Linked DNA regions of Mus musculus: region 2 is linked to region 1. The links are chromatin loops, found by intact Hi-C in ENCODE. Cell type or tissue: left cerebral cortex. All regions are shown on one strand. Each heading gives the region's core, and the rest is flanking DNA. Links, peaks and the distances in the headings are about the cores only.

What was found. A loop is a pair of places that touch in the nucleus more often than their neighbours do. Peaks named below come from ENCODE experiments on the same cell type or tissue, not always from the same donor. Only the 100,000 strongest peaks of a DNase experiment are listed, where the experiment ranks them.
Region 2: it touches region 1 in a loop (2.2-fold over the local background); 4 of 42 quality-filtered maps call a loop at or near these places.

What each region holds. Positions count from the first base shown.
Region 1 is chr7:135,536,360-135,539,275 of GRCm38, reverse strand. Ptpre (protein tyrosine phosphatase, receptor type, E) reads right to left here and starts at 1,452. Exons shown (of 21, transcript NM_011212.3): 1 at 1,160-1,452. In left cerebral cortex, for the core only: CTCF peaks have their summits at 702 and 1,559; DNase peaks (open chromatin) are centred at 795, 1,521 and 1,808; H3K4me3 peaks cover 1,428 bases; H3K27ac peaks cover 1,006 bases.
Region 2 is chr7:135,586,537-135,589,452 of GRCm38, reverse strand. The region is part of intron 1 of Ptpre (protein tyrosine phosphatase, receptor type, E); the gene reads right to left. Among named protein-coding and RNA genes, the nearest start is that of Mir1962, 22 kb to the right of the region's middle. In left cerebral cortex, for the core only: no CTCF peak of the experiment used is centred there; DNase peaks (open chromatin) are centred at 396 and 1,432.

The DNA of each region.
Region 1 (2,916 bases), core at 152-2,651:
AGAGACCCAGCCTTTTGTCCATGTCCTGAAAGCTGAGGGACCTTGGCAGCCACCAGCAACCTACTGTTTCATGCCCCCTTTGGCTTAGTCCCTCAGCTTTGGAAAAACATTCCCACCCCCATTTCCCAGCTCCACTTTAACTAAGCATAGGTTTTTACATTGTAGGAAAATAAATGCATAAACATTGTTGCAAAGGTGTCCAGGCACCTTGGGTCACGAGGCACTTAGGTGCAAGGACATTAGTGACTAGGCAAGAGACACAATCATTTCTAGAACACATGAGCACCCTTTGCTGGTCTTCCTTCAAACTCTCCGACACAGTCAAGGCTCCATTTTCTTCCTGTAGTTGCTGAGGTTCCAACACTTACAGAGTCGTTATAAATCAATATAAACCTACAGGCATCACACTCTAACCTCTCTAGAACAATACTTCATGACTGAAAGGAATTTAGGTCAGATCCAGTCCCTAGTCCTCAGGCTTGGCTCTACCTCATCACCCTGTGGGTCTCCAAGCCTTCCCCAGATGGTCCCAGGAAGCACCAAGATGGGTACCGCTGGCCTTTGGCTTCAGGACCTCCTCAGGTCCCCCTACGGACTGCAATTCGTGGCGTCATACCTGAGCTACCTGCCAGGTTCCACCTTGACCCTGAATCCCCAACTGACGCCTGCCGGGGAAGGCTCCCGGCCCTAGACCGGGCGCCAGCATCCCCGCAGCGCCCCCGCTGCGCCGGGAGTTGGCGCAACTCGAGTCACTTTCTGGAAAAGCTCCAGTCTTAAGCCCTGCGTGCGCAGCCCCCAACACACCGGTTGGAACCCACTCCCGTTTCCACTGCGTTCACACACATCCCCAGGTTGTTGTCCTCTTCCTACAGTCGCCACCCACAGACACACGCCCTCTGTGTAGCTATTCACCGAGAGAGCTGCCTAGGTGGTAGCCAAGTTCGGACCGCGTCTCGAGCAGGTAGCTGGGGTCGCAGGGTCTACAGTCGCTAGCATCCTGTACACTAGGAGGATGGCAAGGACCTGGCTCGGACGCAGCTCCCGTACAACGACCCGTTTCTCCCTGGCAGTGGCCCAGGATATCCCGGTCTGCTCAATGTGCACGGGGAGCACGGCCATCTCCGGACGTACTGCCACCCACCCTCACCGCGCCACTCACCTCCCAGGGACCGGTGCTGTAGCCCCGATCGCTCCGCCGCGGCGACTCCGCATCTCCCGGGCGCCCGCCCGACGCGCTCCGCTCCGGGGCGTCCGCTGTCCCCGCCGGCGCGAGGGAGGGTCGTGGGGACGCGCGTAGGCAGTGAGGTACCTGCGCCGCCGGTGACTTCTCTCGCAGCCCGCAGTCCGTAGCCCGTAGCCTGTAGCCCGCAGCCCGTAGCCCGCAGCCGGCAGCCCTCAGCCCTACAGGAGAGCAGGAAATCTGTCTGGCCCGGTCCGGCCGCCTCCAGCTCTGGGCTAGGGCTCCGGCTCCGGCTCCAGCTCCAGCTCCGCGGCGGGGGCGGGGCCGTGGAGCTGCGAGGGGCGACGGCGACGCCTGGTGCCTGGCTCTGGGAGCGCACCGCGGGCGCTCACCCTCCTGGAGCTTTGGCCTTTACACTGGGAGGATGCAGGAACATGCCCTCTCTCCTGGCACTCTGACTGGACACTCTATCAGGGAGGATCCTAAAAGGTGATGGCACTCAGACGAGCCATAGAGAAAACTCAACGTCCCTTCTATTTAGCCTTAGCTCTGGACACCACAAAGTAGTGTGGCACTTAAGGTTTCGCAACTGGTAAAGCAGGGCTGGGACCCGTGGTAACAGCCCTGCTTCAGAGAAGTCGGCAGAGCTGAGAAATGTTAGACACTCCCTCCCAGAAAAAGAGTGTGCGGGCGCCCCATGGTGGGTGCTGGGGGTATACAATTAGTAAGAAATGTCTGGCAAAATTAAACACACATGGAGCAGAGCGCAGTACAGGGACCAGATCTGCTGCTCTGGGGAATTATTTCATAGTGGTTTAGTTTGGACTATAAACGAAGTCCAGCTTGACACAACCTAGAATTGAGACTCATGGGGAAATCATCTAGATCAGGTTGGGCTTCAGACATGCCCATTGGAGGTTGTTTGGATTGTTAATTGATAAAGGGAATCTCATTCCACTGTGGGCAGCACCATTCCCTAAGACCGGGGTCCTGAACAGTATAAGGGAGAAGGCTAAATGGCATTGGGCACGCAAGGGTGGGTTTAATCCATTTGCTCTTGACTTTGTAGGTGATGTCTGAAGTTTCCTTCTGGACTTCCCTGAAATAGTGAACTGTAGCTTGAAGTTGTGAATCAAAGAAATCCTCTCTTCCAGAGTTTACTCCCCCCCCCCCCGATATTTTTTCTCAGCAACAGAAATAAAACATCCTGACTGGAAGGCAGAAAGCACAACAAAGCCATGGTGTCTATCTTGGTTCTGAACCTGTTTGGTTGGGCCAGGGCATAGCCTCATGGGGATGCTGTTTCTGTGTTGGGGACCTTGCTTGCAGAGCTTATAAATGAAGGAGGGAATAAGTAAATGAATGGCAAGAAAGGCATGCGTGGGATATTACCTCACCCTTCAGTTTACTGCTGTTAGAGCTGCAGAGCCAAGCTGACTTATAAGGTGACAGTTTCAAAGGGCCATCAGTCAACTCCTAAGTTGGCTGGAGCCTGTACTGGACAGAGCTGTAGACTGGAAGCCTGAAGAACTGTGGAACCCTCCAGAATGCTAAGAATGCTCTTCCTTGCCCATGTTCCAGGACCCAAGCTCAGGTCTTCCTTCTCTGCCCCACGCACCTCTGTCTCTGAAGACCTGAATTGGGAAATTGGGTCTTCTTCCTTTCCTGCCTCACTCACCCCTGCTTCCGGGGGCTTCTCCAGAGCTGTAACACCTTTCACGTGCACATCATTCAGA
Region 2 (2,916 bases), core at 120-2,619, 50 kb before region 1:
ATAAATGCATATACCACAATCCAACATATACACAGATGCATATACCACACATCTAACACACAGACACACAAAGAGCTTCTCCAATAGATATTCCCCATAAAAGGTCCATTATCCACCTAAGAACAAGAGGACAATACCAGGTTGGCTTTTGTGAATGTAGTCACAACGAGGGTCTGCAAACTTCTAGCAAATTCAGCTCAGAGTAAGGGGAACACAAGCAGAGTCAATAGCAGAAGCTTCAGAGTTGGGGGAGTGTGGTTTTGTTAGCAGTGCCCAGCCACCCTTCCAGTTGGGGCGTGGCCACTGATGCACCAGCAGCTTCCTATCACCATCTGCTCCACTGGTGGATTTGAGGAGCTGCTCCCAGCTAAGCAAAAATGTGCAGGGTGTGCACTGATGATGGTGGTGATAGGGAAGTCAGTCCCCTGGGATAGAAGATGTGGGAGGAAAGATGGGCTGGCCTCAGAGGGCAGGCACCCGGTCGTGGTGGCTTAGACTGTGTGACTAGAGCACTTAGCTTGGAGTTGTGCTTCTGATTAATTCTGAAAACGCCAACCAACCCCCACAGAGCTGTGGGTGATGCAAGAATCCTCAAAGCAACTGCCTGCCACTGGCCAGCTTCGGGGACTGAGCGTACTTCTGGGGACACCCAGCAACCCAGTTCCAGAAAGCCCCAGTGTGGTGAGCTCCAGTGTGGTGAGCCCCAGTGTGGTGAGCGAGGTGTCTCTCTGGGGTTCCTCCCCTTTGCTTCTCCTGGTGGAGGCCTGTATGTGTCAGAGAGAAACATTCAGGCTCTTATGCTAGTGTGTGTGTGTGTGTGTGTGTGTGTGTGTGTGTACATGCACACACTGTGTTTGTATGAATGAGAGTGTGCATGTTGTATGTGGATATAATATGTATGTGTGGGGGTATATATGCATATGGTATATGTGTATGTGTGCATGTGATATGCATGTATATGTGCCTGTATGTGTGAGAATGTACATATTGTATGTGTATATAGCATGTGTGTATGTGGTATGTATGCATATGTGTACATTACATGTATGTGTGCATGTTCAATGTGCCTGCATGTATGAAAGTGTGCATGTTGTGTGTGCATATAGCACATGTATATGTGGTATGTGTGCATGTTGTGTACATGTATGCATATGAGTATATGGTATGTGTGTATGTATGCATGTGAGATGCATGTTCATGTGCTTACATGAATGTGCTTATGTGTGTGTGCATTCATCCATTTGTGTTTTGAATTCCTCTATAAAAAAGGCATAAGATTTCAGTTAACCTTCTGCACATTTGGGTTGAAGTTGCAAATAAAGCCAAATTTGGGGATTTCTAGGCAAGGAGAGAGAAAGAGGCATCCTCACCTACCAATGCCAGCATCCCTGGAAGGAAGGCTCTGGCTCTGCCTCCCTGGCCAGCAGCCCTGGGAACAAAGCCACGATGCTATGGAGCCCACAAGCTCTTTCATAAAGTGCTGAGGCCTGTGGCAGCAGCTCCCTCAGGTCCCAGCTCAGTGCCACTGTGACTTTCCAGCACAAATGACCCTAGAGCGACCTTCTCCTTCATAGACTCCAAGTGAAAACAATGCAGACCAGCCAGGCCTCCTGCCTCACCTAGATCTTCCAAAGTTCTAGAACCTTAGTTCTCAGGGTTGGGTTGAGACCCCTTAAGGGGGGTGGAATATCAGATTTCCTGCACATCAAATATTTACATTATGATTGATAAAGGTAGCAAAATTACAACTATGAAGTAGCAACAAAATAATTTTATGATTGGGTGGTCACTGCCACATGAAGAACTGCATTAAAGGGTCACAGCATTAGGAAGGTTGAGAACCACTGCCCTAGAGCATTTCCATGAGCCCTGCACTCACTAAACCCCACAGAAAATGGAGCCATCAAACAGAGTGGACAGCGCCCTCCCTCTTGGAATATCCCTCTTCCTCCCCCTCCCCCTCCTCCCTCCCCCTCATCCTCATCCTCCCCCTCCCCCTCCTCCCTCTTCCTCCCCCTCCTCCCTCCCCCTCCCCTCCCCCTCCCCTCCCCCTCCCCTCCCCCTCTCTTTCTCCCTTCCTCCAGGCCTCCTTCCATCCCCCATCTCTCTATGCATGTTATTAGTGTAAGGCAATAAAAGGTGAAAAGATGGACTAGCCCAGTGCAGTCTTGACTCCATTAGCCTTCCAATTTGAGTATCACAGTATCAGATCTCAGGTTAGAAGCTTTCATCAAAGGGCTGATGCAAACCTGCTATACAGTTGCTAAGGAGATATACTGCCTTTTTAGTGGGGGAATGGAAGGATAAGAATCATGGTTGCAAATCCTAACTGCTTACAGAATAAAAGTTGTCTTGGACCATATAGTACATAGTACCAGAAAAAAAGGCTTGCATTTCCTGAAAGACTAGGAATGTTCTTTCACAGGGACTAGAACAATACAAGCCTTTGTTTCACTTCAGTCAGGAAGCTCAGGACCCAACTGAGGCACAATTGCAGTCTTCTCTCTCCAGGGGAAGGGACCCAGCACTTGCTGAGTCCGAACCTGCCTGGTGTTTCCAAAGAAGTGTTTCAATTTAATGCTCTCAGCCACCCAGTTACTTTTATTATAACCTCATGGGTTATGTCACAGTGGAATGAAGCCAGGAGCAAGTTGGGGAGGCAGCATCTACCCCCAAATCCATTTAGACCAAGAATGATACAATTGGGCTCTCTTTCTCTAACATGCCTAGTGGGGGAGAACACAAATCGCCTAAATAACAGCCAGCAGGATGGAGGCTGGGCTCGTGGAAGGGGGTCATAGTGGGGGTGGGGAAGGGCAGGGTGGGGTTTCCTTCCCTCTCTAGCCCTCCCTGTTGACTCCAGGCATCAGAGGTGGGGCCCACAGGAAGAGTGGAGAAAAGCACTTTAGCTGTGGA